7 separate regions of the Homo sapiens genome follow, and all the other regions are linked to region 4. The links are chromatin contacts, found by Hi-C or POLR2A ChIA-PET in ENCODE. All regions are on one chromosome and are shown on one strand. The core of a region is the stretch at or near the end of the contact, and the rest is flanking DNA. Distances in the headings are between cores, read along the strand shown. Region 1 has its middle 31 kb from the start of LINC03108. Region 2 has its middle 21 kb from the start of LINC01348. Region 3 overlaps LINC02768 (long intergenic non-protein coding RNA 2768). Region 4 holds the start of B3GALNT2 (beta-1,3-N-acetylgalactosaminyltransferase 2). Region 5 has its middle 24 kb from the start of LINC01348. Region 6 overlaps NID1 (nidogen 1). Region 7 overlaps LINC02768 (long intergenic non-protein coding RNA 2768).

Evidence for each region. A loop is a pair of places that touch in the nucleus more often than their neighbours do. ChIA-PET counts read pairs that join two places held with the same protein, here RNA polymerase II (POLR2A). Pooled maps may share reads with other maps.
Region 1: a pooled map shows a loop between it and region 4 (8-fold over the local background). The contact joins the enhancer-like site here to the promoter of B3GALNT2 in region 4. A Hi-C loop is called at or near these places in 1 of 37 single-sample maps with no recorded cell type and 10 of 50 pooled maps. POLR2A ChIA-PET finds 5 or more read pairs at or near these places in 2 of 52 experiments (OCI-LY7 and activated CD4-positive, alpha-beta memory T cell).
Region 2: a pooled map shows a loop between it and region 4 (4-fold over the local background). The contact joins the enhancer-like site here to the promoter of B3GALNT2 in region 4. A Hi-C loop is called at or near these places in 1 of 50 pooled maps. POLR2A ChIA-PET finds 5 or more read pairs at or near these places in 3 of 52 experiments (MCF 10A, OCI-LY7 and WTC11).
Region 3: a map of B cell shows a loop between it and region 4 (8-fold over the local background). The contact joins the enhancer-like site here to the promoter of B3GALNT2 in region 4. A Hi-C loop is called at or near these places in 8 of 168 maps with a recorded cell type or tissue (B cell, GM12878, MCF 10A and 5 more), 11 of 37 single-sample maps with no recorded cell type and 12 of 50 pooled maps. POLR2A ChIA-PET finds 5 or more read pairs at or near these places in 7 of 52 experiments (BJ, GM12878, HEK293 and 4 more).
Region 5: a loop to region 4 is called in a map of mammary epithelial cell, with 31 times the contacts of the local background. The contact joins the enhancer-like site here to the promoter of B3GALNT2 in region 4. A Hi-C loop is called at or near these places in 11 of 168 maps with a recorded cell type or tissue (CD4-positive, alpha-beta T cell, GM12878, K562 and 7 more), 34 of 37 single-sample maps with no recorded cell type and 18 of 50 pooled maps. POLR2A ChIA-PET finds 5 or more read pairs at or near these places in 14 of 52 experiments (A549, AG04449, GM10248 and 9 more).
Region 6: a loop to region 4 is called in a pooled map, with 10 times the contacts of the local background. The contact joins the enhancer-like site here to the promoter of B3GALNT2 in region 4. A Hi-C loop is called at or near these places in 3 of 37 single-sample maps with no recorded cell type and 13 of 50 pooled maps. POLR2A ChIA-PET finds 5 or more read pairs at or near these places in 6 of 52 experiments (CD4-positive, alpha-beta T cell, CD4-positive, alpha-beta memory T cell, MCF 10A and 3 more).
Region 7: a loop to region 4 is called in a map of PC-9, with 4 times the contacts of the local background. The contact joins the enhancer-like site here to the promoter of B3GALNT2 in region 4. A Hi-C loop is called at or near these places in 2 of 168 maps with a recorded cell type or tissue (MCF 10A and PC-9) and 3 of 50 pooled maps. POLR2A ChIA-PET finds 5 or more read pairs at or near these places in 7 of 52 experiments (BJ, GM12878, HEK293 and 4 more).

What each region holds. Positions count from the first base shown.
Region 1 is chr1:235,009,983-235,014,082 of GRCh38, reverse strand. No RefSeq gene overlaps it. Among named protein-coding and RNA genes, the nearest start is that of LINC03108, 31 kb to the right of the region's middle. RefSeq lists enhancers at 1,310-1,489, 1,700-1,769, 1,436-1,936, 1,887-2,181, 1,780-2,369. Within about 2 kb of position 2,827, at least 26 of the 41 ENCODE cell types and tissues checked have a DNase peak (open chromatin) inside an H3K27ac peak, as active enhancers do; they include OCI-LY7, where a contact is called at or near this core.
Region 2 is chr1:235,046,718-235,050,722 of GRCh38, reverse strand. No RefSeq gene overlaps it. Among named protein-coding and RNA genes, the nearest start is that of LINC01348, 21 kb to the left of the region's middle. RefSeq lists enhancers at 2,287-2,581, 3,295-3,344. Within about 2 kb of position 2,427, at least 29 of the 41 ENCODE cell types and tissues checked have a DNase peak (open chromatin) inside an H3K27ac peak, as active enhancers do.
Region 3 is chr1:235,952,563-235,956,802 of GRCh38, reverse strand. The region is part of intron 2 of LINC02768 (long intergenic non-protein coding RNA 2768); the gene reads left to right. It overlaps LOC105373215 (a long non-coding RNA gene), which reads right to left. Exons shown (of 5, transcript XR_002958490.2): 4 at 1,771-1,930. Among named protein-coding and RNA genes, the nearest start is that of LINC02768, 18 kb to the left of the region's middle. Within about 2 kb of position 1,967, at least 9 of the 41 ENCODE cell types and tissues checked have a DNase peak (open chromatin) inside an H3K27ac peak, as active enhancers do; they include B cell and GM12878, where a contact is called at or near this core.
Region 4 is chr1:235,502,724-235,506,933 of GRCh38, reverse strand. It overlaps B3GALNT2 (beta-1,3-N-acetylgalactosaminyltransferase 2), which reads left to right and starts at 2,482. Exons shown (of 12, transcript NM_152490.5): 1 at 2,482-2,793. The coding sequence starts at 2,682. RefSeq lists enhancers at 1,884-2,003, 1,704-2,380 and a silencer at 2,314-2,953.
Region 5 is chr1:235,092,013-235,095,876 of GRCh38, reverse strand. No RefSeq gene overlaps it. Among named protein-coding and RNA genes, the nearest start is that of LINC01348, 24 kb to the right of the region's middle. RefSeq lists enhancers at 1,837-1,996, 1,962-2,545. Within about 2 kb of position 2,441, at least 5 of the 41 ENCODE cell types and tissues checked have a DNase peak (open chromatin) inside an H3K27ac peak, as active enhancers do.
Region 6 is chr1:235,997,813-236,002,000 of GRCh38, reverse strand. The region is part of intron 12 of NID1 (nidogen 1); the gene reads left to right. Among named protein-coding and RNA genes, the nearest start is that of LINC02768, 27 kb to the right of the region's middle. RefSeq lists enhancers at 1-549, 2,515-2,584, 2,625-2,674, 1,576-2,775. Within about 2 kb of position 2,465, at least 13 of the 41 ENCODE cell types and tissues checked have a DNase peak (open chromatin) inside an H3K27ac peak, as active enhancers do; they include CD4-positive, alpha-beta T cell, where a contact is called at or near this core.
Region 7 is chr1:235,930,261-235,934,479 of GRCh38, reverse strand. The region is part of intron 2 of LINC02768 (long intergenic non-protein coding RNA 2768); the gene reads left to right. The region is part of intron 2 of LOC105373215 (a long non-coding RNA gene); the gene reads right to left. Among named protein-coding and RNA genes, the nearest start is that of LINC02768, 40 kb to the left of the region's middle. Within about 2 kb of position 2,344, at least 8 of the 41 ENCODE cell types and tissues checked have a DNase peak (open chromatin) inside an H3K27ac peak, as active enhancers do; they include PC-9, where a contact is called at or near this core.

The DNA.
Region 1 (4,100 bases), core at 1,578-4,077, 490 kb after region 4:
ATATAAAAAATTAGCCGAGCGTGGTGGCGGGCACCTGTAGTCCCAGCTACTCAGGAGGCTGAGGCAGGAGAATCGCTTGAGCCCAGGAGGCAGAGGTTGCAGTGAGCCAAGACAGCACCACTGTACTCCAGCCTTACAACAGAGACTCCATCTCAAAACACAAACAAAAAAAACAAGAATTGATTGTTTTCCTGATTTTATGAGTTGTCTGGACAGTTCTGCCGGTTTTGCTTGGGCTCACTAATGTGACTGCATTTAGTTGAATGCTCAGCTGGGCCGGAAGATCTGAGATGGCCTCTCTCATGTGACTGGCAGCTGGTTGGGGGACATCACTTCTCCATCTGCCCACCCCTCTTCCAGTGGCCTAGATCAGCTTCCTTAGATGGTTGTCTCTGGGCCACATTCCAAGAGGGCAAAAGTGGAAGCGGCAAGGGCTAGCCTTGGAAGTCACACACTGTAACTTTTGTTAAATTCTACTGGTTGAGGCAAGTCCCAGGCTAGCCCAGATTCAAGGGGTAGGGACATAGACCACAACTCTTGATGGGAGTAGCAGCTAAGTCATTGCCAAGGGATGTGCTTAACAAAGTAGGAGGAATTTGTGCCCATATTTTACAATTTCTTGTAGCAAGAAACCAACATTTATTGGATATTTACTGTGTTGCAGGTACTGTATAGGTACAACACATATATGAGTCCATTTAATCCTTATGGCAATCCTGGCAGGAAGGCCACTGAAGCAAGAGAGGTCCGGGGACAATATGGCCTTCCAAAGGACCCAGAACCAGTGAGGGGAAGGCTGACATTCAACTCCAGATTGGTTTTTGTTTTCATTTTTCTCTTCCTCTTGAATGCTGAGACTGGTCCTGCATCTGTGATGTATGGAAGAGGGATTCAGTTGGCTTTGCTAAGCAGTGTTTTCCTCTCCCCCGCCCTTCTTCCCTTCTTTTCAGATTTAATGAATTTCTGGCCTTCTTTGAAGGTTTTCTGGGTCACATGCTTTCTAGTTGCTATTGTGGAATAGTAAATGAGGCCTAGTTTTGCTTGTGGCAGATCCTGCTCTCTGGACACAGAGTTCCTGGTGGAGCAGTCTAATCTGGGTTGCTGGGTTGGTCGATGGTCCCCCAGACTGACCCTTCTGTCCCTGGGGTTGTCAGGGATTTTCTTGGCTGCAGATTCCTGCCCCAGTGGAGGCAGCTCTGAGCAGGCAAGCAGGAGCTAGCAGGCCTGTGCATTCTCTGAATGGCCAGAAGGGTCCTTTTGAAGGTTTTTCTTTATTTTCCTGAGTGTGGCCACCAGTGGAGTGTCCTGGAGAGCCCCAGGGGTGCAGTTCAGCAGCAGGACAGTCAGTCCCCCATCGGCATGGAGATGGAGTGTTCTGTGTGTGGATTGACCCTCTGGCGTCGTTGTTCCTGTTCAAACATTGCCTGTTTCTCTAAGGGGAAACATGAGCATTGGCGTTTCCTTTCTGGGTTGGAGGTGGAGAATTTCATCCCCACCCTACTCTGCGGATTCATTCCGTTTTAGTTGTCTGGCTTTGCCCGGGGCAGAGGCTGCTGACTGGTGAAAGCACCCTCTGAAAGCAAGTTTTTTGTTTTCTACTGTCCTCTGACCTTGGGACGGGCTATGATAGTCCTCAAAACCCTCACAAGCATGGTTTCCATGAGAGCCTTGCAACATTCCCTTGAGCCGGGCAGGGCAGGCAGCCATGTGGACATTTTAGAGATGAGGAAAGTGGGGCTGTGGCCAGACTCTTTGCGGCCAGACTCTTTCTGGCCAGGTTGTTCCACCTGGCTCTCCGGCTCGAGTCTGTCCAGCTTTCAGTCCTGCTGGTCTGTCTGCATAGGGGCTGCTTCTAGAAGACCAGGCGAGAGGATGTGGGTATGAGGGAGGAGCTGAGGCGCACAGGAAGAGCAGATGGCCTGTCTCTCTCCAGTATCTGCTAGTCACTACCTGGAAACCAGCAATGATGATGTAACCACAAGCATTATTCAGTGATGGCCGCCTTCCTTGTGTGGGTGGGACCGCAACACCGCCTGGGCTGGGGAATCCCATTGGTGACAACACAGCATCCTTTTGAGCTGACGCGGCAACAGATGCCCCAGACCAGCTCTGCGTCTGACAGCATCTCTGTGAAGCGTGTGCAGGGGACAGCAGACATCAGAGCTCTCCTGTAAATCACCTCCGCAAAGGCTCTTTGTGGTCGATTCACTGATGACTCATTTATAATCTGGTTTCAACATTGTGAGTCAAAATGCACCACTTTCATTAAAAATAACATTCACTGGGGTCTAACGGCTTTCTTTTTTCTGTTTTTTACTGTACTGTGTGGTTTCTGGATGGGAAGCTGTCAGATGGCAGGCGAGGTGTTCCGAGGGACTTGAGCATAATCGTGCAACGACTCAGGTGTGGATTGAACAAATAGTCCCGAATACCTGCTGTGGGTCCTGCAGACTTCTGGGCCATGGAAGTGTGTGGGTAGTCGGCGTGGGTGTGTGTGGGGGTGTGTGCAAGTATCAGGATCACCTGGGATGCTTGTTAAAAATACAGATTCCTGGGCTTCACCCCATATCTCTGAGGGTGGGGCCTTGTCAAATTCCTCAGGAGCTTTTTAGGTACAATAGAGTCAAGAGCCTTGACTCTGGGTGAGAGAGAATGGGAACTCCCTTCAAGCAGACCCTCCCTACAAACGGAGCAACCAGAGGAGAGGCAGGTCGACTGCAAGGCTGAGAGGGGTGGATGGGGGAGGTGAGAGAGGAAAAGGCAGGGGCGGGGGAACACCCGAGGTGGAGCGGGCCAACAGAGTCCCCATGGGAGAGTTGACTAAAAGCCCCGGCTTGATGCAAGGAACCCACAGTCTTTCTGGTTTGGGGACCAAATCTTGGGCATCCCCTACTTCCTTGGTTAAAAAAATTAAACATACAGAAACGGTTTAGTGGGCATTCTGCAGGGTAAAAAGCCCCTGCTGCATGGCCATGTTTTTATATTTTATGTTCTTTAGCAATGTTAGAAACTTCACTGGGAAAAGCACTTTAAAAAGATATAGTTGAGGGGAATGGGACGTGGGGAGTTATTGTTGAATGGGTGCAGAGTTTCAATTTTACAAGATGAAAGTGCCTGGAGATGGTTAGCGGCGATGGCTGTATAGCAGTGGGAATGCATGTCACACCACTGAACAACGTGCTTAAAAATGGTTACGATGGAGGCCAGGCACGGTGGCTGACACGTGTAATCCCAGCACTTTGGGTGGCGGAGGCGGGCTGATCACTTGAGGTCAGGAGTTTTGAGACCAGTCTGGCTAACATGGTGAAACCCTGTCTCTACTAAAAATACAAAAATTAGCCAGGCATGGTGGCGGGCACCTGTAATCCCAGCTACTCGGGAGGCTGAGGCAGGAGAATCACTTGAAACCCAGAGACGGAGTTTGCAGTGAGCTGAGATCGCACCACTGAACTCCAGCCTGGGTGACAGAGTGAGACGCTGTCTCAAAAAAAAAAGGTTAAGATGGTAAATTTTCTGTTATGTGTATTTTACTTACTACAATTTTTAAAAAATTGGAAAAAGAAAGATATGGTTGAGTCTGACTTGGATGAAAGTCTACAGGCCTCCTGCTGATGGTCTCAGCGGCTCCTGGGAAACTACCGTTTGTTTCAGCCATCTGTAACTTGATTTGTTGTTCAGAAGTTTGCCAAGACTTCTCCATGCAAAGCCAGGTGTAAGTTTAACCTGAGCCACGTGGGTCCCCCCACCTTTCCGCCTCCGATGGATCTTCTCTCCAAGGGCTCCGGTGCTCAGGCCCTCATAGCATGGGAAATCAGAAGGGATGTTTGGGTGGGAGGCTTGGCATGGAGGGTGGACATTTTGCTACAGATGGCCTTGCCCTCACGGAAGGCCATTGTTATTCCGCGTCTGCCCCCTGGCCGGGTCCAGCCACCTGAGCCTTCCTGAGCTCCCAGCTCTCAGTTGCAGCCAGCGCCCAACGCCTTCCTGCGGCACCTCCACAGACCTCGCCTCTTTGCCCTGACTCCTCTCATTCTCTGTTTTCCAGACTATCCCCAAGCCCTGCCTGTGGCTGCCTCCTCCCTCCATAGCATCCCTGCTCT
Region 2 (4,005 bases), core at 1,178-3,677, 460 kb after region 4:
TGCCTCAGCCTCCTGAGTAGCTGGGATTACAGGTGCATGCCAACACGTCCAGCTAATATATTTTTTTTTTTTTAGAGACGGAGTCTTACTCTGTCGCCCAGGCTGGAGTGCAGTGGCGCGATCTCGGCTCACTGCAAGCTCTACCTCCCAGGTTCACGCCATTCTCCTGCCTCAGCCTCCAGAATAGCTGGGACTACAGGCGCCCGCCACTGTGCCTGGCTAATTTTTTTTTGTATTTTTAGTAGAGACGGGGTTTCACCGTGTTAGCCAGGATGGTCTCGATCTCCTGACCTCGTGATCCGCCCGCCTCGGACTCCCAAAGTGCTGGGATTACAGGCATGAGCCACCGCGCCCAGCCTAATTTTTGTATTTTTACTAGAGACGGAGTTTCGCCACGTTGGCCAGGCTGGTCTCGAATTCCTGACCTCAGGTGATCCACTCGCCTTGGCCTCCTAAAGTGCTAGGATTGCAGGCGTGAGCTACTGTACCTGGCTTTTTTTTTTTTTTTTTTTGAGACAAAGTCTCTCGCTCTGTTGCCCAGGCTGGAATGCAGTGGTGTGATCTCGGCTGACTGCAACACCGTCTCCTGGGTTTAAGCAAATCTCCTGCCTCGGCCTCCCGAGTAGCTGGGATCACAAGCACCCGCCACCACACCTAATTTTTGTACTTTTAGTAGAGACAGGGTTTCACCATGTTGGCCAGTCTGGTCTTGAACTGCTGACCTCAAGTGATCCGCCCGCCTCGGCCTCCCAAAGCGCTGGGATTACAGGCATGAGCCGCTGCACCCAGCCACATATTCACAGCTTCTATTTGAAGGATCTCAAAACCACAGGGAGTGCAGCAGTGCACACCAGCCCTCTCCCCCACCTCCCTTTCCCCACACTCACATTCCTTCCCTTATGCCCCAATCACTGGCTTAGTCAGAAAGACCATTTTAACCTGAGAGTAAACGAAGGAAAGGGATACACAGTCTACTGGCTTCTGTCGCCTCACATTTTAATAGAGGCTTCAAGCAACAATTACCTATGGGATATGTCTGAGAGGCACTACAGAAAGGGGCAGAATTATCTACCAGCTTGATAAATGATACATCTCTCAGGACTTTTGGAGGAGAACCAGCTCCATGCTGCAGGAGCCGTGTGGAGCTGGGCTTTACTGCCAGGGCCTTGTCCTGGATGCTGGAAGGAACCAGAAGATTCAAAGTAGAGTCAGGGTCCTGGCCACCAGTGCAAGGCAGGCCACATGACCATCGACACTGCCACCATTGCCACCAGCCCCAGTGCAGCCCTGGGAAGGAGCTTGTTTTCTCCTCCTGGGGGACTGCTGCTCTGGTAGGAGACCAGAGGCAAGAGGAGTCCATTCCGGGCTGTGGGGTACCTGCCCTGTCTCCCTCACAGAGTGCCGTAAAACAAAGCAGCATCATGCATAAGCCCATGTTTCCAGCAGTTTATCAGAGCCTCAGATGTGTGGTGTAGATCCCATCGCCTTGAGGCTCAGGAGAACCAGCAAGCGTGTAGTGCCCTGGGCGGGGTCCCAGCTGACCATGATCCCCATCTCTGGCATCTTTTTTATGGGTCTCCCCTTGTTTTTTTTTTTTTTTCAGACAGAGTCTCGCTCTTGTCGCCCAGGCTGGAGTGTAGTGGCGCGATCTTGGCTCACTGCAACCTCCGCCTCCTGGGTTCAAGCGATTCTCCTGCCTCAGCCTCCTGAGTAGCTGGAATTATAGGCACCCACCACCACCACGCCCAGCTAATTTTTGTACTTTTAGTAGAGATAGGTTTTGCCATGTTGGCCAAGCTGGTCTTGAACTCCTGATCTCAGGTGATCTGCCTGCCTCGGCCTCCCAAAATGCTGGGATTACAGGCATGAGCCACCGCACCAGGCCTGGTGTTTTTTTTTTTTTTTTTTTTTTTTTGGAGACAGAGTCTCACTCTGTCACCTAAGCCAGAGTGCAATGGCATGATGTCGGCTCACTGCAACCTCCGCTTCCTGGGTTCAAGCGATTCTTGTGTTTCAGCCTCCCAAGTAGCTGGGACTAAAGACATGAGCCACCACGCCCAGCTAATTTTTTTGTATTTTTAGTAGAGGCAGGGTTTTCGTCATGTTGACCAGGCCAGTCTTGAACTCCTGACTTCAGGCGATCCGCCCGCCTTGGCCTCCCAAAGTGCTGGGATTACAGGGGTGAGCCACTGCGCCCGGCTGCCCTTGGTTTTAATGTGGACGCCTTGTGCTTTTTGCTCAGTATTCCTGGCCCCGGTGATCACAGGGGTTGTGAATTATGGATACAGCAGCAACTGTTTTTAATCTCCCATGAAACAAAACCAGTGTGTCTTCTGCCCCGGAGGCCGCGGGTGAGGAAGGGATGGCAGCTGCTGCGATATGGCTGCCTCGGGCTGACGTCAATGCGAGTCATTCCAGGCCAAAGACTCCACTCAGGAAGCTTAAAAGTGATACTGAAAACAGATTTGCATGTTTTCCTTTCACGGGAACTTGGCTCCTCTCAGTTCCACTGAAGATGTTTTCACCAGCCTGTGTGCAACCGGTGTGTGGAACGAGCACAGCTTGCAATGCAATTGGAAGGCGACTTTAGCTTTTGTCCTGTGCTGCCCCTCTGAAGTTTATTCAGCCGGATTCATGTTCCCAGACCCTGGCAGGCTTGGACTTTTCTGCTCCTCTTAGGAAATAGTCTGTCTGATGGTTGCTTTAAATGGAAACAAAACAAAACAAAACAAAACAAACAAAAAAAACCAGTCTCCATTTGGAATTTCAATGTCCAGGCCAAGATATTAGTCAAAACTTCAAACCATTCTTCTTGCTCCAGCTGAGGCTGCTTAGGGCTGGAAGTCTGCATGGGAAAGGGATGAGGCTGGCTTCTGTCCTTTCCTGTGGCTCCTTGTGCCCCTTCTCCCAAGGTTGGAGCTGGGTGAGGGGTTTTAGGGCCCAGGACAGCTCTCACCCGAGTAGGTGCATGGGCAGCTTGCTGTGCATCCTTTGGGTCTGGCTGTGGTTGAAAGCTGCCCTCTCTCCTGCCGGGGCTCCCATGTGGGTCTGCACTTCCTGGAGTCTCTTATTGGTGATCATTTGAGACTCTTTGCTTTGGTCCCTTGGGTTTACCTCGAGCTTTTTGCTGCTAGGGTTTCTGCCCCTCCAGGTGGTCTTATAGGTCAGGCCCCTAGCAGACCTCATGCTGGTTACCTCTCTGTGTGGCTTCAGCTGGTTCTGACCCTCTTGTGTGGCTTGCCCCCGCAAGCTCTGGGAGGGAGGCCAACCCCAACCCACTGCATGCTCCTGGTTCTGGCATCAAAGCAGGCAGGGCCAGACATGGTGGCTCACTCCTGTAAACCCAGCACTTCGGGAAGCTGAGGAGGGAGGATCACTTGAGGCCGAGAGTTCAAGATCAGCAACATAGTGAGACCCCATGTCATTACAAAAATAAATATTATTATTTTTGAGACGGAGTCTCACTCTGTTGCCCAGGCTGGAGTACAGCGGTGCGATCTCAGCTCACTGCAACCTCCACCTCCTGGGTTCAAGCAATCCTCTTACCTCAGCCTCCTGAGTAGCTGGGATTACAGGCATACGCCACCATGCCCAGCTAATTTTTGTACTTTTAGTGGAGATGGGGTTTTGCCATGTTGGCCAGGCTGGTCTTGAACTCCTGACCTCAAGTGATCAGCCTGCCTCTGCCTCCCAAAGTGCTGAGATTACAGCCTTGAGCCACTGTGCCCAGTCCACACACACAAAAATTTATTTAAAAAAACCAGGCAGGACCAGGTGTGGTGGCTCATGCCCAAAATCCCAGCACTTTGGGAGGCTGAGGCTTGTGGATCACCTAAGGTCAGGATTTCGAGACCAGCGTGATCAACATGGTGAAACTCCATCTCTACTAAAATACAATATTAGCTGGGTGTGGTGGCACATGCCTGTAATCCCAACTACTTGGGAGGCTGAGGCAGGAGAATTGCTCGAACCCAGGAGGCTGAGGCAGGAGAATTGCCTGAACCC
Region 3 (4,240 bases), core at 718-3,217, 450 kb before region 4:
GTGAAGAACATTATGGGTATTTTGATAGGGATTGCATTGAATCTCTAGACCTCTGGGTAATATGGACATTTAAATACTATTAGTACTTCCAATCCATGAATATGGGATAGTTTTCCATGTATTTGTGTTAATTATCTGTTATGGGTTGACTTGTGTTCCCCCAAAAAGATATTTTGAAGCCCTAATCCCAGTACCTCAGAATGTCATATTTGGATTAAGGTGTTTGCAGATGTAGCTGAGTTAAGATGAGGTCATTAGGATGGACCTTAATACAATATGACCGGTGTCCTTATTAAAAAGGAGTGAAAAGCCTGCTGGGATTTTGATAGGGATTGTGTTGCATCTACAGGTCACTCTGGGGAGATTTGCCATCTTAATAACATTGAGGCTTCCAATCCATGAACATGGACTGTTTCTCCATTTATTTAAGAAGGGCTATAATTCCTAAGCAACTATTACACTCAGGCCCTTAGCCTAAATCACATATGGTGTGCCATTTACTGATGTGGCATCTGAGGCCACAGACGTTAGGAAGACTATGAAGATGACACATGGCTAGCATGCTGGGATTCGAGGCTCCATCTGTGTGACGCTGTTTCCACTTCATCCTGTTGCTTCTTCTCACTGTTAAGGTGGCTGACAGCGCCCCAGCTATCTCTAGTTTAGGGCACTTCACTGGCATAACTGGTTGTCTTAAAAAAGAGAAGAGAGATTGATTGCAAACAAAAGAGAGATTGGATTCTCTATAGTGACCTGGAAATATGTTCAAGATACAGACGTAAGTGAGTAAGGAAGTCACAGAACTGTGTATATTTTATGGCCTATTTTTATACAAACAAAGACTTATGTGTATTTGCACTTAGGGAAGGCCTGGAAGACGATCCAAGAAATTCTTAACAGTGACTCTCTCCAGGGAGGATAACAGTGATCATGGTCAGATTAATGAGGACTTTGACTTTTCATCTTACATTATTGTCTATAGTCATTAGGATATTTTACTATAAGCAGCTGGACGTGGTGGCTCATGCCTGTAATCCCAGCACTTTGGGAGGTTGAGGTGGGAGGATCATTTGAGCCCAGGAATTTGAGAATAGCCTGGGCAACATAGTGAGACCCTGTCTCTACAAAAAATCTAAAAATTAGCAAGGCGTGGTGGCTTACACCTGTAGTCCTAGCTACTAAGGAGGCTGAGGTAAGAGGATGGTTTAATCAGAGGCTGAGGTGGGAGAATGACTTGAGCCCAGGAGTTTGAGTCTGCAGCAAGCTATGATTGTGCCACTGCACTGGGTGCAAAAAAAAAATTAGAAAAAAAAAATATATATATATGACTATAAACATGCATTTCCCCCTTACGCAGGAGTATCCAATCTTTTGGCTTCCCTCGGCCACATCAGAAGAAGAATTGTCTTGGGCCACATATAAAATACACTAACGCTAACGATACTGATGTATTGCAAAACAATCTTATAATATTTTAAGAAAGTTTACGAATTTGCACTGGGCCACATCCAAAGTCATCCTGGGTCACATGTGGCCTGCAGGCTATGGGTTAGACAAGCTTGCATTGAAAGAATCGAGTTGGGTGGTAATGGGGTAAGATTTTCCCATATTGCCAATTGTAGAACCTCGAAAATGGGAAGTTGTCTGGTTCCGCTTCACAACCGTAGTGACTGTGGAGTAACAGCCTTCTGAGAATGCACCTTGCAGGAATGAGAGCAGAGGAGGAAGTTGCACACAAGCACATGCACATATGCACCTGAGGGAACACACCTGTATCTGTCATTCCCCAGGGCTGAGTGGAGCTGCTGCCCGAAGACTAGGCTGCCAGCTGTTCCTCTGGGGTGCGTAGGCCACTTACCCCATCTCCAGAGCCACTCACCCATGGCTGCTGCGGGCCTTGCAGCAGTTCCTGTTTGGGGATGAAGGTAGCCTGTGAAAGTGACAAAGAGGAAGCTGTGGCTGCAACAGTGAGAGCATGGTGTGGGGGGGCCCCCTGCCCTTTGCCCTCTAGTAATGGGATTCTCCTGGGCACCTGTGCAAATGGCTCAGCAGGAGACGGAACGCTCCCTAGTGGAGACCATGGAGTAGGTGAGATCTTCATACTGATTCTCCTTCTCCCTTCTCCTGTTATTGCCCCTTACCCAACAACCTTCCCCGTCCCCTCCACACCCCACCCTTCCCTCCACTGGGGTGCTTGTTTTTGAGTTGGAGTCTCGCTCTGTTACCCAGGCTGGAGTGCAGTGGCATGATCATAGCTTACTGCAGCCTTGAATTCCTGGGCTCAAACAATCCTCCAACCTCATTCCCTTGAGTCACTGGGACTACAGACACAGGCCACTATGCCTCTGTTTTTTTTTTTTTTTTCTTCTAACTTTTGTAGAGACAGGGTCTCCCTATGTTGCCCACACTGGAGATTGGGGCATTTTCACACTGCATTGAAATGACCACCTCCCAAACTGGCCTGTGAGTGTTTTGAAGGTAGGGACTCTTCTCACTGATCTTTGCTTTCCTGATACCTAGAATCATACTGGGTACATAGCAGGCACCTCATAAATATTGGTTGGATGAATAGAAGGATGGAGCTAAAGCAATGAAAGCTGACATATTTCCACCCAAAACAAATGTTCCTCCATTCCAAACTCTCTCCCATTGCCTAGATGTGGCCTCACATCTCAGTCTGCTTTCCAGTGAGTATATTCCTCTGCACACACACAAGCACACCGTGGGAGACACCGGTGTTGTCCTCACTGGTCCTCCTAAACATCCAAATGCATAGCAGCCTGTGAGAACAAGACAAGCCACAGGCCAGGAGAAAATATTTGCAAAACACATGTCTGATGACTGATGTCCAAAATATGCCAAGAACTCTTATACTCAACCATAAGAAAAGAGATGGCCTAATTAGAAAATGAGCAAAAGATCTGAACAGATACTTCACCAAAAAAGATATACAGATGGCAAGTAAGCATAGGTAAAGAGGCTTAACATCAAATGTCATTCAGAAATTATGAATTAAGTCAACAGTGAGATACAACTGCACACTTATTAGAACAGCTCAAATTCAAAACACTGAGAATGTCAAACATACTGAGAAACCAAGAACCCTGAGAACATGCTGGTGAGGATGGGAGCCACAGAAACTCTCATTCATTGCTGATGGGAATGCAACGTGGTGCAGCCACTTCGGAGCACAGTGTGATCATTTCTTGCAAAGCTAAATACAGTCTTGCCATAAGATCCAGCAATCATGCTCCTTGGTATTTACTCAAATGAGTTAAAAACTTACAACTACACAAAAAACTGCACACAGATGTTTATAGCAGCTTTATTCATAATTACCAAAACCTGGAGACAATCAAGATGTCTTTAAGCAGGCGAATGGATAAACAAACTATGGAACACCCAGACAACGGCATGTTATTCAGGGCTAAGACGAAATGAGCTATTGAGCTCTGAGAAGACATGGAAGAAACTTACATGCATATTACTAAGTGAAAGAAGCCAATCTGAAAGGCTACATATTATGTAATTCCACTCTATGACACTGGAAAAGGCAAAACAATAGAGACAGTTAAAAAAAAATCTGTGGTTTTGGGGTAAGGTGGGGTGGGGAAGGGATGACTAGTGGAGCAGAGGGGATTTCTCGGGCAGTGAAACTATCCTGTGTGATACTACAATGATGGCTACATGCCATGATACATTTGTCTAAACCCATAGACTGTGTAACACCAAGGGGAAGCCCTAATGTAAACTTTGGACATTAGTTAGTAATAATGTATCAATATGGGCTCATTGATTTGAAAATGTATACCACACAAATGCAAGATAATAATAGAGGCTAAGGAGTGTATGGAGAACTCTCTCTACTTCCTGCTTGATTTTTTCTGTCAGCACAAAATAGTTCAAAAAATAAAGTCTAGGCTGGGTGCAGTGGCTCATGCCTGTAATCCTAGCACTTTGGGAGGCCAAGGCGGGCAGATCACCTGAGGTCAGGAGTTCAAGACCAGCCTGGCCAACATGGTGAAACCCCACCTCTACTAAAATACAAAAATTAGCCAGGCATGATGGCAGGTGCCTGTAATCCCAGCTACTTGGAAGGCTGAGGCAGGAGAATCGCTTGAACCCAGGAGACAGCAGTTGCAGGAAGCCGAGATCATGCCACTGCACTCCAGTCTGGGTGGCTGAGCAAGACTCCGTCTCAAAATAAATAGGTTGGGCGCAGTGGCTCACGCCGGTAATC
Region 4 (4,210 bases), core at 1,233-3,732:
TTGCCCAGGCTGGTCTTGAACTCCTGGACTCAAGTGATCCTCCCACCTCAGCCTCCTAAAGTGCTGGGATTACAGGAATTACTGTCTTGCAATCTTCACTCACTTTAGTCATGAGATTATTAGGGGACAGTAGAAAACAGGTAAGTGGAAAGGTCACTGGTCCTATGAACAAGTACTATAGACAGCTCCCACTCTGATGTGATTTGAAGGATGTTACAAAGTTATTCAAAACTATTTTTGTTACAAGCTTGTCAGAGAGCCAGTGAAAAACTTCCCCTCTAGGTTGTTAAGTGAAACAACACCTTGATTATTTAATATATTCGGATGACTTATGTTTATTCTTCCCTTTAGTGCTCATTGTAACTTTGAACAGTTGTTTAAATACTGCTAGTTGATACTGCAATCTGTGTCATTTCAATCCCACACTCACAATTCCCCTACCCGGCCCTAATTGTTATATTTTCCAGAGCAGGAATAACCTTCTAACATGCTGGTTGAGTATATTTCTTTATTATGTCTATAGTCTGCGCCCTACTCCCCATCAACACAGGATAGGGATCTTTATTTTGTTCACTGGTGTATCTAAAGTACCTACAAAAGTGTCTGGTACATAATAGACACTCAATAAGTATTTGTCGAATGACTAGCTCTGCTGAAATGAGGGATTAGTCCTCTTTTTAGGATAACTCATTCTAATTCACAAAATGAAAATTTTACAATATCAACAGAGGCCATTTACTACCTTTCCTGAGGATAAAAATAGTATACTTTTTCTGGCAACCAATTATTACTTTCTTGCCTTTTCTTTTTATTTTTTTTTTGTTTGTTTGTTTGTTTTTGAGACAGAGTCTCGTTCTGTCACCCAGGCTGGAGTGCAATGGCGCGATCTCGGCTCACTGCAACCTCCGCCTCCTGGGTTCAAGCGATCCTCCTGCCTCAGCCTCCTGAGTAGCTGGGACTACAGGTGCCCACCACTACGCCAGACTAATTTTTGTATTTTTAGTAGAGACAGGGTTTCACCATGTTACCCAGGCTAGTCTCGAACTCCTGCCCTCAAGTGATCCGCCCACCTCGGCCTCCCAAAGTGCTGGGATTACACGCATGAGCCACGGCGAGCCAAAGTACTTTTTTCCCTTAAGCCTGTTTGAGTTGGGTCTTCTGTCATCCAAGACTTTTTTTCAATAATACAGTCACCTTCTGTTTCCACACTTGTGGAAACTTAAAAAAAAAAAAAAAAAAACCGCGGCCGAGCGCGGTGGCTCACGCCTGTAATCCAAGCATTTTGGGAGGCCGAGGCGGGCGGATCACCTGAGGTCAGGAGCTGGAGACCAGCCTGGCCAACATGGCGAAACCTCGTCTCTACAAAAAAAATACAAAAATTAGCTGGGCGCAGTGGCGGGCGCCTGTAATCCCAGCCACTCAGGAGGCTGAGGCAGGAGAATCGCTTGAACCCAGGAGGCGGAGGTTGCAGCGAGCCGAGATCGCGCCATTGCACTACAGCTTGGGTGACAGAGTGAGACTCCGTCTCAAAAACAAAAGCAGAAACAAAAACCGCCCCATAGCCCAGCCGCTCGTTCTCATCCTTCTCTCCCATCCTCACCCCAGTGCCTTCACCGCCCCGTCCCCGCTTTCCGGCTGCCTCGGCGCGGGCCTGGTGGGCCAGGAGGGCTCCCACCCGGGGCAAAGCCTCAAGACGCGGGGCCGGCGTTCTCCCTGGAAGGCTCGCTGCGGCCACCCTTCCCCAGGTCCCCGGAGCCCACGTTCTCCCAGCTCGCCCGGCTCCCGTTTCGCTCCCAGCTCCAGTATGAACCCGGAGCACGTGCAGTTCTACCCTGATTGGCTCGTCATCATCGTGTTCCACAGCCTAGTCCCCAGCTCGCTGTCTGTCACCCTGCGTTCCCAGAGCACAGAACCGGGCAAAGAGCCGGGAACCCACGGCACCAGAGCTAATCCCTGATGAGTCACCGCTCCAGGCGCGGACACTCGGGCTTCCTCGCCCCACTCTACGGGCCAAGGAGACGTCAGCAGGATCCCACCTCCCACAGCAGTCGAGCAAGAGAGCACGCGGAACAAAGGAGCTCTGCGTGATTTCACACAAGAGCCACTCGGATTTCCTTCAAATCTGAGGCAAAGCGCATTTCCCTTCGCGGCTCCGGGCAGCCTCCGAGCACCGGGTCTCCGGCACTACCTCCCCTGGGCCGTGGGGTGGCAGCAAACGTCAAGGGGGATGCGCATGCTCTGTGTGGGGCCTCGCCCTTCGCCCCCGCGGCCGCCGAGTGACGGAAGCGCGTGCTTAGGCTCATGGGAAATGTGGTTTCTAAACCGCGGGCGCCCCCTGCCTGGGCCCAGAGCGGGACTTCAGCTCCCGGCCGGCTGGCTGGCGCGTGTGGAAACGCGGGAGGAGAGGGCGGGGCGAGTGGGAGAAAAGGTGGGCGGAGCCGGTGGGAAGGCCAGGCGGAGGGGGCGGGGCTTCGGCCGGCTAAGCCGCGGCCACCCGCGGTCTGAGGGACCGGAGGAGCGGGGCCGGGAGCTGCGAGGAGCCCCCCAGACGTCGCCGAGCGCGAGGGCGGGCGTGCTCGGAGTGGTCGCTCGTCAGCCGCCGCCCCTCAGTCTCCGCACTTGCAGGTCCCCTCCCTCTCCGCCGGGACGCGGGAGAGCCCGGCTCGCGGCGGGGGCGGCCAATGCGAAACTGGCTGGTGCTGCTGTGCCCGTGTGTGCTCGGGGCCGCGCTGCACCTCTGGCTGCGGCTGCGCTCCCCGCCGCCCGCCTGCGCCTCCGGGGCCGGCCCTGCAGGTGAGGTCCTGGGGCCGGGCGGGTTGGCGGCCGCCGGGGGGGTGGGAGGCCCGGCTTGGTGCCGCGGGGCTTCGCCGGGAATTGTTGGAGGCGGGGGAAGGGCCAAACGCGACGGTCCCCAGACGAAACAAACGGCTCTTTTCATCCTTGGAGCGTTAACATCGGGCAAACTTGAGGGAGCTTTTCTCTTTTCGTGTCCCCGCCTCTTCTCACTTCCCCGTTTCCCTTAACGCCCGCAGAGCCGGCGCCCGCAGTTGCAAGTCCTTCGCCTGTCCCCAGGCCTGGTTAGTGATGTCCGACGCCGCCCGTTCGCCCGGGAGCGGAACCTCGTGTGCCCTTCAGCCGCCAGCGCTTTCTGCTTTGGGAGCTCTGGCTCTGAAGTTGTTTTCTTCCCCCCCAAGTTGTTGGTCTTTCTCGGTCAAGACTGGGGTTTTAGTGCCGTGGATAATGTGTGTGCGTGTTTTCAAAGGTGGCTCGGTTTTGCTTTTAAGGAATAACTTTGCTGTAAGAATATACTGTAGTTCGTATTCTTGGATTATGATGTAAGTCGGTTAAACAAATCTAGACATGAAATAGGGCATGGCCGAGAGTTGGAGTTGTTCCTGTGAGTTTGGATCGCATAACCTGCTAATGCAGTTTACATGGAAATATCAAATTCTTTAACGATCGTGTCCATTTGCTCTAAAACTTAATCTCTCGTAGGAATGAAACCTTTGTTCTTGTTTCGCGTCACAGCCTAATAGAATGCTTTACTTACGGTGCCCAGCGGATTGTTTTGTTAGTGGGTTCCACCACCCTGAACACTACTTTAGCTTTCCCTGTATCTCTTGTCTTCTTCTTTAAGGGCTTGCCCTAGAACATGAAAGAAACCTAGAAAGCTCTTTTAAATATTATGTAATACTTAATTTTGTAACTATACTGGGACTTTTTTCCCTTACCATCTCTCCCCAAAACAGCTGTTTTCTAATCCAAAAGTTCTTAAAATTAGAATTGAGTGTTTGCAGTTCAGCACTCTATGCCTTATAAGTAGAAAGTATTCGGCAATCCTCAAAACAGTCTCAGTTATATGAAATTATGTTGAGGTTATTTTGGTAACAATCTCTTTTCCTATTAGATCACTAGCTCTTTGAAAAGGATTTGTGTGACCTGAATAGAATTAAACACTATTTAAGTGATTTAATGAAAGTACAGTGTTGCTATGCACTTAACCAGTTGATGGGGTCAGGGTTTTGCTCAGTGTTTTTTAGGTTTTTGTGAAGTGAACTAAGAAGAGAACGCCATATATAAAAAATGCTTTGTAACAGCTGCTTGTGTGTTACAGGTTTCTCTCTTTTGTTATGAGTGAGCCCTGCTGGAATCTCCTTGTAGAGCGTCATTAAGTCTGTTTATGGCCTTAATGGTTGTTTAGGGTTCAGTA
Region 5 (3,864 bases), core at 1,192-3,691, 410 kb after region 4:
TCTCTGCATTGCCTTGTGGGGTCGTGTGTGGGAAAACATTCTTTTTTGTTTGTTTTTTGAGATGGAGTCTCACTCTGTCTCCCAGGCTGGAGGAGTGCAGAGGTGCGATCTCGGCTCACTGCAGCTTCCGCCTCCCTGGTTCAAGCGATTCTCCTGCCTCAGCCTCCCGAGTAGCTAGGATTACAGGTGCCCACTACCACACCCAGCTAATTTTTGTATTTTTAGTAGAGACGAGTTTCACCACGTTGGTCAGGGTGGTCTCGAACTCCTGACCTCAGGTCATCTGCCCGCCTCCGCCTCCCAAAGTGCTGAGATTACAGGCGTGAGCCACCGTGCCTGGCCACACGTGGAAAAAACATTCTGATCTGGCTGGGCGCGGTGGCTCACGCCTGTAATCCCAGCACTTTGGGAGGCCGAGGCGGGCGGATCACGAGGTCAGGAGATCAAGACCACCCTGGCTAACACGGTGAAACCCCATCTGTACTAAAAATACAAAAAAAAAAACAAACAAAAACAACAACAACAAAGAAAACATTAGCCGGGCGTGGTGGCGGGCCCCTGTAGTCCCAGCTACTGGGGAGGCTGAGGCAGGAGAATGGCTTGAACCTGGGAGGAGGAGCTTGCAGTGAGCCGAGATCGCGCCACTGCACTCCAGCCTGGGCGACAGAGTGAGACTCCGTCTCAAACAAAAACAAAAACAAAAAACCAAAACATTCTGATCCATGAACCTTTGGATTTCTCTGGGAGGAAACAGGTCTCTGCTCCAGCACTTCGCACTTATTATGGGGCTCTTGGGAGAAGGCAAGAGGGAGAGATGGAGGATGTTGGTCTCCATGCAGGATCACGGCTGCCGGGCACGGTGGCTCACGCCTGTAATCCCAGCACTTTGGGAGGCCGAGGCGGGCAGGTTGCCTGAGCTCAGGAGTTCGAGACCAGCCTAGACAACAGGGTGAAACCCCGTCTCTACTAAAATATAAAAAATTAGCTGGGCACGGTGGCGTGTGCCTGTAGTCCCAGCTACTCGGGAGGCTGAGGCAGGAGAATTGCTTGAATCCAGGAGGCAGAGGATGCAGTGAGCTGAGCGCCGCCTGGACGACAGAGTGAGACTCCATCTCCAAAAAACAAACAAACAATAAAAAAGATCACGGCTTCTCTGGAACAACAGCTCAAGCTGTGTGTGTGATAGTTAACTTTATGTGTCAACTGGGAGGGTGTTTTTGTATGAGATCAACATTACAGCCAGGCATGGTGGTGCACACCTGTAATCCTAGCTACTTGGGAGGCTGAAGTGGGAGGATTGCTTGGGGCCAAGAGTTTGAGGCTGCATTGAACTATGATTGTGCCACTGCACTCTAGCCTGAGCAACATAGCAGGATCTCATTTTATATTTAAAAAAATCCCAAAACATATTGGTAAACTCTGAGTAAAGCAGAGGCCCTCTCTAATGTCGGTGGGTCTCATCCAATCAGTTGAAGATCTAAGTAGAACAAAAAGACTGGCCTTCCCAAGCGAGGGAAGTTATCCGGCAGAACGCCCTGGGACTTCTCTGCACCTTCCGCTCTCCTGGGTCTGGACTGTGCTGGCCCACGCCTTGGGTTTAGGACCTGCCAGCCTCCACAATCACGAGCCCATTCCTCAACGTGAAACTCTTCCTCTCTCTACACACATCCTGTTGGTTTTGTTTCCCTGGAGAACTGTAATACAGCATGTCCCGCTGATCCTGGCTTATTTGTACCAGATCTTAGACTTTCAGTCAAGGGGCCCTCATAGATAAACTGCTTCAATCTTCCAGGAAACCCCTATACCAAAAACTCATGCTGCTCGGCCCGCCTCTCAGCGCCTTCTTGGTGTGCTTGGGCGCCATCTAGTGCCTACCGCAGGCACTGCGATGACCTACCCGCCTCTTTCATCTCTATCATCACCGGTTTAATTCCTTAAGCACATATTAGTAGACCTCCATATTCGTGTGCATCATTCGCTCTTCTGTTCGCTCAACAAACATTTAGCGAAGGTTTGTTTATGCACAAGGCATTGCCACAGATGCAAGACCGCCCAGCAGGTGGCTTCTCCCCTTTGTGGAACTCACAGATCAGCTGGAGACAGGGAATAAATGCAGATTACAGTCAGGTGAGAGCAGGGCCACGCGGAAAGCATGATAAAGAGCTCAGGAGCTAAGGGGGTGAGCAAGGGGGACTGCGGGGAGGGCCACTGTCGATGCAGTGTTTACTGCGTTCCAGGCGTGGAGTGGGCTCTGGACACACAGGGGTGACCGTCACTCCCCGTAGCAGCATCCAGCCTGCTGGGGCCTCCTCTCCCCTGCTTGCATTCGGATTGCGCTCTAGGACAGTTCGTGATGGTCCCCAGGCCACAGCACCGAGAATGACTTCCTTGCATTTGCCAGAGTGTGGCAGTGGTTCTTCAAAAATCAGGCTCTGCACTTGGAAGCTCCAGGCGAGACACTTGGGCTGCAGCTCCTGAGGGCTGCCTTGCTGGGAAGGGGTGGGGACGTCCCGCCGGGGATCAAGGTGAAGGTGGGTGTGTGGCCGGATCCCTGCTTGTTTCCTGCTCCCTAGGGCCTAACTCCTCACCCCTCACTCTGCTGAGAATTGATGAGGAGGAAACAAGGGGAAGGCTTTGGGTCCTCGTACCCCTGTTGTCCAGGCTCCCGCCCCGTTCGGACGACCAGCGCTTCCCGGCTCCCCGTCATGCTTCCCCATGGGACTCCAGTCAGCAAGGATCCCGCTGAGTTCACACGTGCTCAGGGAGTGGCCCTGAGACTTGGGTGCTCCTTCCCATGAGGCTGACTGTGCTGGCGAAGCCACTGTAAGCCAGTAGTAATGATCACTCCGGGCCTACTGTGTGCTAGATGCTGAGTGCTGTTACTTAAGTCACCTCTAACCCTCTAACCTTTTTTTTTTTTTTTTTTTTTTTTTTTTTGAGACAGAGTTTCACTCTTGTTGCCCAGGCTGGAGTGCTGTGGCACAATCTCGGCTCACTGCAACCTCCGCCTCGCGGGTTCAAGTGATTCTCCTGCCTCAGCCTCCTGAGTAGCTGGGATTACAGGCATGTGCCACCATGCCCGGCTAATTTTGTATTTTTAGTAGAGATGGGGTTTCTCCATGTTGGTCAGACTGGTCTTGAACTCCCGACCTCAGGTGATCTGCCCGCCGCGGCCTCCCAAAGTGCTAGGATTACAGGCGTGAGCCACCGCGCCCGGGCAGTCACCTCTAACCCTTCTAAACCTTTCTAGGTGGTGTTCTTGTTTCACACGGATGTGGCAATTGGCTCAGAGGGTTGAGGTCATTAACAGGAGAAGTGAGGCGGGGGCGGTGGCTCAGGCCTGTAATCCCAGCACTTTGGGAGGCCAAGGCAGGTGGATCACTTGAAGTCAGGAGTTTAAGACCAGCCTGGTCAACATAGTGAAACCCCATCTCTACTAAAAATACAAAAGTTAGCCGGGCGTGGTGGCGCGCGCCTGTAGTCCCAGCTGCTCGGGAGGCTGAGGCAGGAGAATCGCTTGAACCCGGGAGGCGGAGGTTGCAAGATCACACCACTGCACTCCAGCCTGGGGGACAGAGCAAGACTCCGTCTCAAAAAAACAAAACAAAACAAAAAAACCCCAGCAGAAGTGAGCATGGAGCTGACTGAGGTTGGCCTGGTTCCAAGTCCCTGTCCTCATATACCCATTCCTGCTGCCCAAGCAGGCAGTTGTGGTGGATGGGAGAAGGCAGGGGGGTTCCTTGCGAGCTTATGGCTTCTCTCTCTCTCTCTCTTTTGAGATAGGGTCTTGCTCTGTTACCCAGGCTGGAGTGCAGGGGCACCATCATAGATTGTTGCAGCCTCCAACACCTGGTCTCAAGTGAT
Region 6 (4,188 bases), core at 1,216-3,715, 500 kb before region 4:
AACACTAGTGAGTAAGTGCTTCACGTGTCCATGGGGCTCTTGACCTGAAGCGTATGATGACTACAGTGATTTTAAAAGCCCTGCTGTGGTAGAATTTTGGGAGAGGAAGGCAGCTGGGAGCCAAGAGCTGCTCCAGGAAACAGGTGTGATGAAACTCAACAATGCAGTTTCACACTGTGACAGAAGAGACTGCACACAGAGGAGGAGTGCAAGCTCTCTTCCATGCTGGTTTACGACCTTTCTGTTTTCCCTTCTTTGTTTGCCTTTTCCTAACTGCGAGTTCAGTGCCCCTCCCTGGCCATTCGTCTTCCTCTCTAGCCCTGTGAGAATGGGGGTAAATGTTGGGAAGGGACATGAAGAGAGTTCATAAGTAAAGAAAGCTGTTATCACCGTTATTGCTGTTGCTATCACTATTATTAGTAGTGTTGTTCTTAGTGGCCCCTAGGAACATGAGGATGAAGACCATGTCAGATGGACATTGCCCCCTTGACTTGTAAATTCTCCTTCTTGGAAATTTGGCAGTCTTGCTTGGACTAACAAGTGTCTATTTGGCAGTGAATGAGATGGGGCTATAAGCCAGCAAAATCTCAAAGCCAGGCTGGGCGTGGTGGCTCAAGCCTGTAATCCCAGCACTTTGGGAGGCCGAGGCGGGTGAATCACGAGGTCAGGAGTTCGAGACCAGCCTGGCCAACATCATGAAACCCCGTCTCTACTAAAAATACAGAAAATTAGCTGGGCGCAGTGGCAGGCGCCTGTAATCCCAGCTACTTGGGAGACTGAGGCAGGAGAATCGCTTGAACCCGGGAGGCAGAGGTTGCGGTAAGCTGAGATTGCACCACTTCACTCCAGGCCGGGCGACAGTGATATTCTGTCTCCAAAAAAAAAAAAAAAAAATCTCAAAGCCAGCAGAGACCAGGGACTGTTCACTGCACCTGAGTGACCTTGTCCAGAGATGTGTGTCCCAGAGGTGCATGCTCAGAACCCGTGTAGGCCCTGGGAGTAGCTGCCTCTGTAGTGGGGCGTGGACTCTGTGCAGGAAGATGCTGAATAAATAGCACCTTCCCAAACAAGTTCCATTCTGAGTAGCCCATGGGTTCTCCCACGGTTGCATGTCGTCTCTTTCCAGAGAGTCTTGACATCTGTGAGCACCTCCCCTCTCTCCACTCTATTGAGTATATGAGAGGCTACAATTGTCATTTATTTGAATGAACACAGAGAAACCAATTTAATCAAGCAAGGGAATGGAATGCAAATCCAAGGTCAAGAATGTACTTTCTTCTTAGTTCTCCTTCTTGTAAACCAAAAAGTATCTGAGACAGGTCTCAATCAATTTAACAATTTATTTTGCCCAAGTTAAGGAGATGCCTGTGACACAGCCTCAGGAGGTCCTGATGTCGTATGCCCAAGGTGGTCAGGCTACAGCTTGGTTTTATAGATCTTAGGGAGACATAAGACATCAATCAATACAGGTAAGATGTATGTTGGTTTGGTCCAGAAAGGTGGGACAACTGGGAGCCAAGTGTAGGAGGGAGAGCTTCCAGGTCATAGGCAGATTCAAAGATTTTCTGATTGTCAATTGGTTGAGTTATTATCTAAAAACCTGGAACCAATAGAAAGGAATGTCTGGGTTATGATAAGGGCTTGTGGAGACCAAGGTTTAGTCATGCAGATGAAGCCTCCAGGTAGGCGGCTTCAGAGAGAACAGATTGTAGATGTTTCTTATCAGACTTAAAGAGTCTGTTCTGCCAGGTTTTGTTGTTGCTGTTGTTGTTGTTGTTGTTTTAATTGAGATAGAGTCTCGCTCTGTCACCCAGGCTGGAGTGCAGTGGCGCAATCTCAGCTCACTGCAACCTCCACTCCCTGGGTTCAAGAGATTCTCGTGCCTCAGCCTCCCAAATAGCTAGGATTACAGGCGCCCATCACCACGCCCAGCTAATTTTTGTATTTTTAGTAGAGATGGGGTCTCACCACATTGGCCAGGCTGGTCTCAAACTCCTGACCTCAAGTGATCCACCCGCCTCAGCCTCCCAAAGCGCTGGGATTACAGGCGAGAGCCACAGGGCCCGGCCTGTTCTTTCAGTCTTAAGGTCCATGTTGATGTTAATGGTAATGAGACGTGGCCAACCCTCCCCTTCCTCTCATGGCCTGAAGTAGTTTCATAGGTTGACTTTGGAATGCCCTCGGCTGAGAGGAGGGGTCCATTCCGATGGTAGGCGGACTTGGAATTTTATTTTTGGTTTACACTCTGTTTCATTTTCCTCTCATTCTCTTTGTCCCCCCACCTTGAGAAAAGTCACCCCAGACTTCCTGCCACTCCTCAGATAAGTATCAGGTCTTGAATGCTTTCTTCCCTAGCAGCTCGAACTAGATGAGTAAGAAGACGCTTGTCTGAGTCATCAATGTATCAACCAGAAACAAGCTCAGGAAATGCGTCTTTAGCATCCCCACTACCCCCACCCCATCCACCAGGCCTTTAATGGAAAGTTTCCCATGGGGGCCAGGGACACTCAGCAGGGGACTCTCCCTAGAGCCCCTGGGCTGCTCCCACTGTCTGCTGGCCCAGAAAGTCCACCGAGATCACAGCTTTTTATAAACTCACTTGAGATTCTATTTCCTGAGTACAGTTGAGGTTCCCCCTCCTTTTTACAAGTTCAAGATACAGTACTTCAAAGTTCCACTGTAAATTCTAGAGCCCTTGAGATTTTCTATGCTGACCAAATACTTTGTTAACACAACTCTGTCGGCCACATAAAATGGAACAACGCTTACTGCATGAAAAGTTTTGTTTGGTTGACAGCACACAGGACACCAGTTTTGTTTTCTAACTGGAAAAGCACCACCACATGCAGATGTGATTGGTAGGAAAATGGGGCTCTGGATGCACAGGTAATTTTGGTGAATGAGCTAAGGTACTGTGTGTACATCGCTGTTGTCGTAACAGGTTCAATGTGAGGGAGCCGTCTAAGCACTGGCAATGTGGACGCCAGATGCCAGACCAGAAGGGCGGGGCTAGACCACAAACCCAGAGACCTAGGTTCTCGTTAGAACTGAGCCACCAACCAGTGCTGTGGCCTGAAGGAGTCTCTGAGCCACCAACCAGTGCTGTGGCCTGAAGGAGTCTCAACTTCTCTGAGTTTCAGTTTTCTCATTTGGTGTAAAAACTGCAGTTGCTTATCACATAGGATTGCAATGAGAATCAAATGAAACATATCTGTGAATGGAAACAGCTTATATGAAAACTCTAAAACCCTATGCCAACGTAAAATTTTGTGGAAGTAAACACGTTTTACATTCAAGAGTGAACAAAACCAGATTTTTTTTTTTTGAGACAGAGTTTTGCTCTTGTCGTCCAGGCTGGAGTGCAATGTCACAATCTTGGCTCACTGCAACCTCTGCCTCCTGGGTTCAAATGATTCTCCAGCCTCAGCCTCCCGAGTAGCTGGGATTACAGGCACCCGCCACCACACCCAGCTAGTTTTTGTACTTTTAGTACAGACGGGGTTTCTCCATGTTGGCCAGGCTGGTCTCAAACTCCTGACCTCAGGTGATCCACCCACCTCGGCCTCCCAAAGTGCTGGGATTACAGGCGTGAACCAACGTGCCCAGCCAGACATTTTTTATTCTAACCAGATGGCTTGCTTGTATCTTTGTTTGGTGCTTCCTACTTCAAATGTTTTGTTTTGTTTTTTATATTAATTAGCCTCTGGGACAAAAGAAAAGCATGCATGGTTTTGTCTTGCTGGGTTCAACAAATACTTTTCTGGCATGCTAACTGCTTCTCACCAAGGGAGCAACCACGTTAAGCAAACCAACATGAGAACTGGCAACACAGACAAAGGTACTTCAAATATTCACTGGCAACACACTTATGGAATGTCACTGTGTCTGCTTTGCGAGGATCCAGTCGCAAATGAACATCTGGGTGCAGAGCTCGAAATGTCTCTGTGTGCCTTGTCTCGTCACCTCCCACTGACTCCTCAAACAGTCCTGTGAGATCTGTTATTACTGCCATCCCTGTTCCACTGCTGCAGGAGGCACAGCTTAATCTGTATCATTGACATGTACAAGGTGACACCAGAAGTAATGGAACTGAGGCCAGGCATGGTGGCTCATACCTGTAATCCCAGCACTTTGGGAGGCCGAGGTGGGTGGATCACCTGAGGTCAGGAGTTCGAGACCAGCCTGGCC
Region 7 (4,219 bases), core at 1,095-3,594, 430 kb before region 4:
TGTATTAGAACTACCTTGATTTAAAAAAAAAAAATATATATATATATATATATACCCATTTCCAACTAACATACTGTTTCCTGAAAATAAAGCTCTACTCCACACACACACACACACACACACACACACACACACACACACACACACACAAAAGAAGAAGATGGCTTCTGGGAAAAGATGTTTTCTCCAGCAAGCTAAAAATTGGAATGACCAAAGAAAGCACCTTTCCAGCCTAACAGAGACCATTAGTGAGGCAGGCAAGAATCCAAAGTTGGAATCTACATCCATTGAATCTAAGGTCTCCTGTCTTTCTCAGTGTCCTTCAAATGACTTTCAAAATAAAGTCTTATTTTGGCAAAGGCAAAAAAAATACATAGTCAATTGAAAGAAGGGCATAGAATAAAATTAATGGCATCATATTACTTATGAAACTTAAAAACACGTATGCAAAATGCTGCTATACATAGTTCAGGTAAACACATGTCTAAGGACATGTATATCAACAAGTTAGCATGTAAACCTAACGGAAGTGAGAATGGAAGTTCGAAAGGGGAACGGGGAAAAAATAATGAATAAAACAAAAGAGGAGCTTTGTCTGCATGGATGATAGGGGGCCAGGAATTGAAGTGTAGGATTATTTAAGTGAAAGTAAAAAGAAAGATCCAAGAAACAATGGGGAAGGAAGGAGATTTTGCTGCCAAGAATGAGGAAATGAATCTACTTTTCCTTCCTCCCTGCATTTGGGACTAGGTCTGCCAGTGAGCCTCCAAGCTTCTCCCTCTGCCCCATGAGGCTGTCTCAGGGCAGCACAGCCTGCAAATCTGCCACTGCCAGGGGGCAGCAGGGGCAAGCATGGTGGCAAGAGGCAGTGGGCAGGCGTGAGGCAGCCTCTACCAGCCTGTGGCCACCTTCACTGGATCACACAGCTCTGGTTCCCAGTTCAGCTCCATTATCTACTGTATATGTGACCTTTGGGCAAGTTGCTTTATTCTCTGAAGCTGTTTCCCCATCTGTGAAATGCGACTAATAATATCATAACAGTAAGCCCTTCGCAGAGTGGTTGTAAGGATTCTGTGGGCCAGCGCATGTAAAGCCTCCATTGCAAGGCTGGAACTAGAGCCCATTCTTGGAAATTCTTAGTTATTAACATTCTTCTCTTTTTTGCTTTCCTGAAATGACTGCCAAACTCAACTTAGTCCCAGCACATCATTCTGCATGTTCAGAACATGCCTAAGCAAACTACAGGCAGGCTACTGGCAACCTCTGCCAAAGGATACCTGTGGCTTTCACTTTTTTTTTTTTTCTTTTTTCGAGATGGAGTCTGGCTCTGTCACCCAGGCTGGAATGCAGTGGTGCGATCTCACCTCACTGCAAACTCCGTCTCCCAAGTTCAAGCGATTCTCCTCCCTCAGCTCCCCAAGTAGCTGGTATTACAGGCCCCCACCATCACACTGGCTAATTTTTGAATTTTTAGTAGAGATGGGGTTTCACCATGTTGACCAGGCTGGTCTCGAACTCCTGACCTCAAGTGAGCCGCCCGCCTTGGCCTCCCAAAGTGCTGGGATTACAGGCATGAGCCACCGCACCTGGCCGGCTTTCACTTTTTAAACACACCACACCTGACTCTTCCTGATCAGCCCCCAGGATCAGGGGTTACAGAATGCTCTAGTACAAACCTCACCTGATCATGTTTCCATGCAAGAACAAGAGGAAACCCAACGCTATTCTGTGGATCTCTTCTCTGCAAAGCTATTGAAATGCTGGCGTTTATTTTTCAATGTGCTGTGCTCAGGACAGCTTCTTTTTTCTACACATTTGACATAGAATCACATAAGGAACGGAGTCAAAACCCCAGGGAGAAAGGGTGTGTGCTCACTCGTGTGTGTGTGATTGTGTGTACATGTGTGTGTTGCAGGTGATCTTATTCTAGGTGGTTGCTGAGTTTCCATCTCCAGATTTTCATGGCACCTTTAGCTCAACTCAGCCCAGGCCGAGTAGGTTTGCCAATGTCTGTGCCTGATGTTGGCAGGATGGCTTTGGCAGGAATTGTGAGCACAGTTTTGAAACCTGTACTTATCAGATGGCACCGGATTGCAGTGTGGCAATAATTACAGGACAATTCAGAGTTTTGCCGGGACAAAGGGTGGAGCAACTCTTTGCGGTTGAGATTGCAGAGCAGCCAAAACTGCCCCACCTGCGGTGTGGTGGGGAATGAGGGAAGGACGGGCCCCCAGGAAGAGCAGGGCGCACAGCTGCAAGTGTCTACACTTGAATGCCTACCTCAAAAGCACAAGCAAACAAGGGTAACCCCTGGGGCTGTCCCCACGGAGATCTGCATAGGATGCTAAATTGTGAACCCCTTGCAATTAGGGACCATGCCTAATTCATCTTGTTCTCCCAGAAACTGGTAGTAGGGCCTGCCCAGAGTAGCTGTTCAATAAGTATTCATAAAATAAAATAAAAGCTTTCACATCTTTTTGCAATGCAGCCAGCTAAAATGAACACCAGATCTTAAGCACTCTTAAATGCCACCTTATTGGTTTCTTGTTTTGTGTGTGTGTATGTGTGTGTGTGTGTGTGTGTGTGTTTTAGACAAGAGTCTCACTCTGCTGCCCAGGCTGGAGTGCAGTGGTGCGATCTCAGCTCACTGCAACCTCCACCTCCCGGGTTCACGCCATTCTCCTGCCTCTGCCTCCTGAGTAGCTGGGACTACAGGCACCCACCACCACGCCCGGCTAATTTTTGTATTTTTAGTAGAGACAAGGTTTCACCATGTTGGCCAGGCTGGTCTGGAACTCCTAATCTCAGGTGATCCACCAAATGCTGGGATTACAGGCATGAGCCACTGCACCAGCCCCTTATTGGCTTCTGATCTCTTTCTTTTTTTTCCTTCCCTTTAGGATTGTAAACTGCAGTTTCCTCCCAGATGCTATTTACACACACGTTTTGCCAGCTTAGTACTGTGTCCCTGTTCGCATCGGTGTAGCACTCACACACCTGCAAAGTGCCTCTAACGATTCATTCTTCATCTCAGTCTTCAAAGCAAGGTCGTTGGGGCATCTCTAGTCTCCACTGCAGGCTGCAGGTGGGAGTTAGAGAGAGTGTGAGAAAGTTCAGTTGTCCAGGGAGAAGAGCGAAGGGACCCATCTCTCTCTTGCCACCTGGGGTTCAGTCTTTCTTCACCCGCTAAGTCAAACTCCCTGAAGCTTAACAAAACAAGAGTGATTTCTTCTGCTCTCTTTCGCATCTGGTCTTCTAGATCATTTTGTTCTTCCAAGTAGCTCCTGACAAGCTGCAATTCATTTTAGGCAGATACAAGTTGCATGAGCCCGAGGTGCTGAGTCTTGCGTCCCTGGCAAACTTTTCAAACTGAGTTTGACGTTGACGCCTTTCTTTAGAATGAGCACTTGTGTTTGCCACCTGAATCAAACATTATTATGAACATGTATTTACACACAGAATATTAATCTTAAAAATTCCTCCCAATGTTTTATCCAGTTTGGAGCCAAAGAAGTTCATTCTCTGTGTGTGTTTATTTCTCTCTCTTGATAAACCGCATTTATCAGAGGAAGTTTGTCTTTTTAGTCGTTGTCGTGCAAAAAATAGTAACCGAGTGACTATTCCTCTTATAAACTAAAAAAAAAAAAAATCCAAACACCTCCCCACCCGCCCCAACAAATGACTGAACGGACTGTCCTCTTGGTCAAGGGGATCCAAGCAAACCTGAAAAACTAGCTCAGGCCATGTGGGAAGGGAGGGTTGGACGTGCCCCATTTACCCTCCTCCCTTTGGAGTTTAGGCACAGCTGACCAGCATTAACATGCCATTAACGCTCTTAAGACTGATAAAACAGACTCTTTGTAACAATAAGATACCAAATTCCAACCTGACTCTGGTATAACATCACATGACAGATAGCAGGCCTTGAAGGAAATTGGTTTACACCCCCCACAAAAAACAAAAACAAAAAAAAACAACAACAACTATATATATGTGTGTGTGTGTGTGTGTGTGTGTGTGTGTGTGTGTGTGTTCTTTTTTTAGCAACCTTGGGCAAATTACGTAGCCCATGTCGCCCTGATGACCTCTGTAGAATCGTTGCGAGGATTAAATGACTCCATTTATGTAAAGCTCACAGAATAATGCCAGGGACTATGGTAATCACTCAGAAAAAAAAAATGCAAGCTGGTGGGGCATAGTGGCTCACGCCTGTAATCCC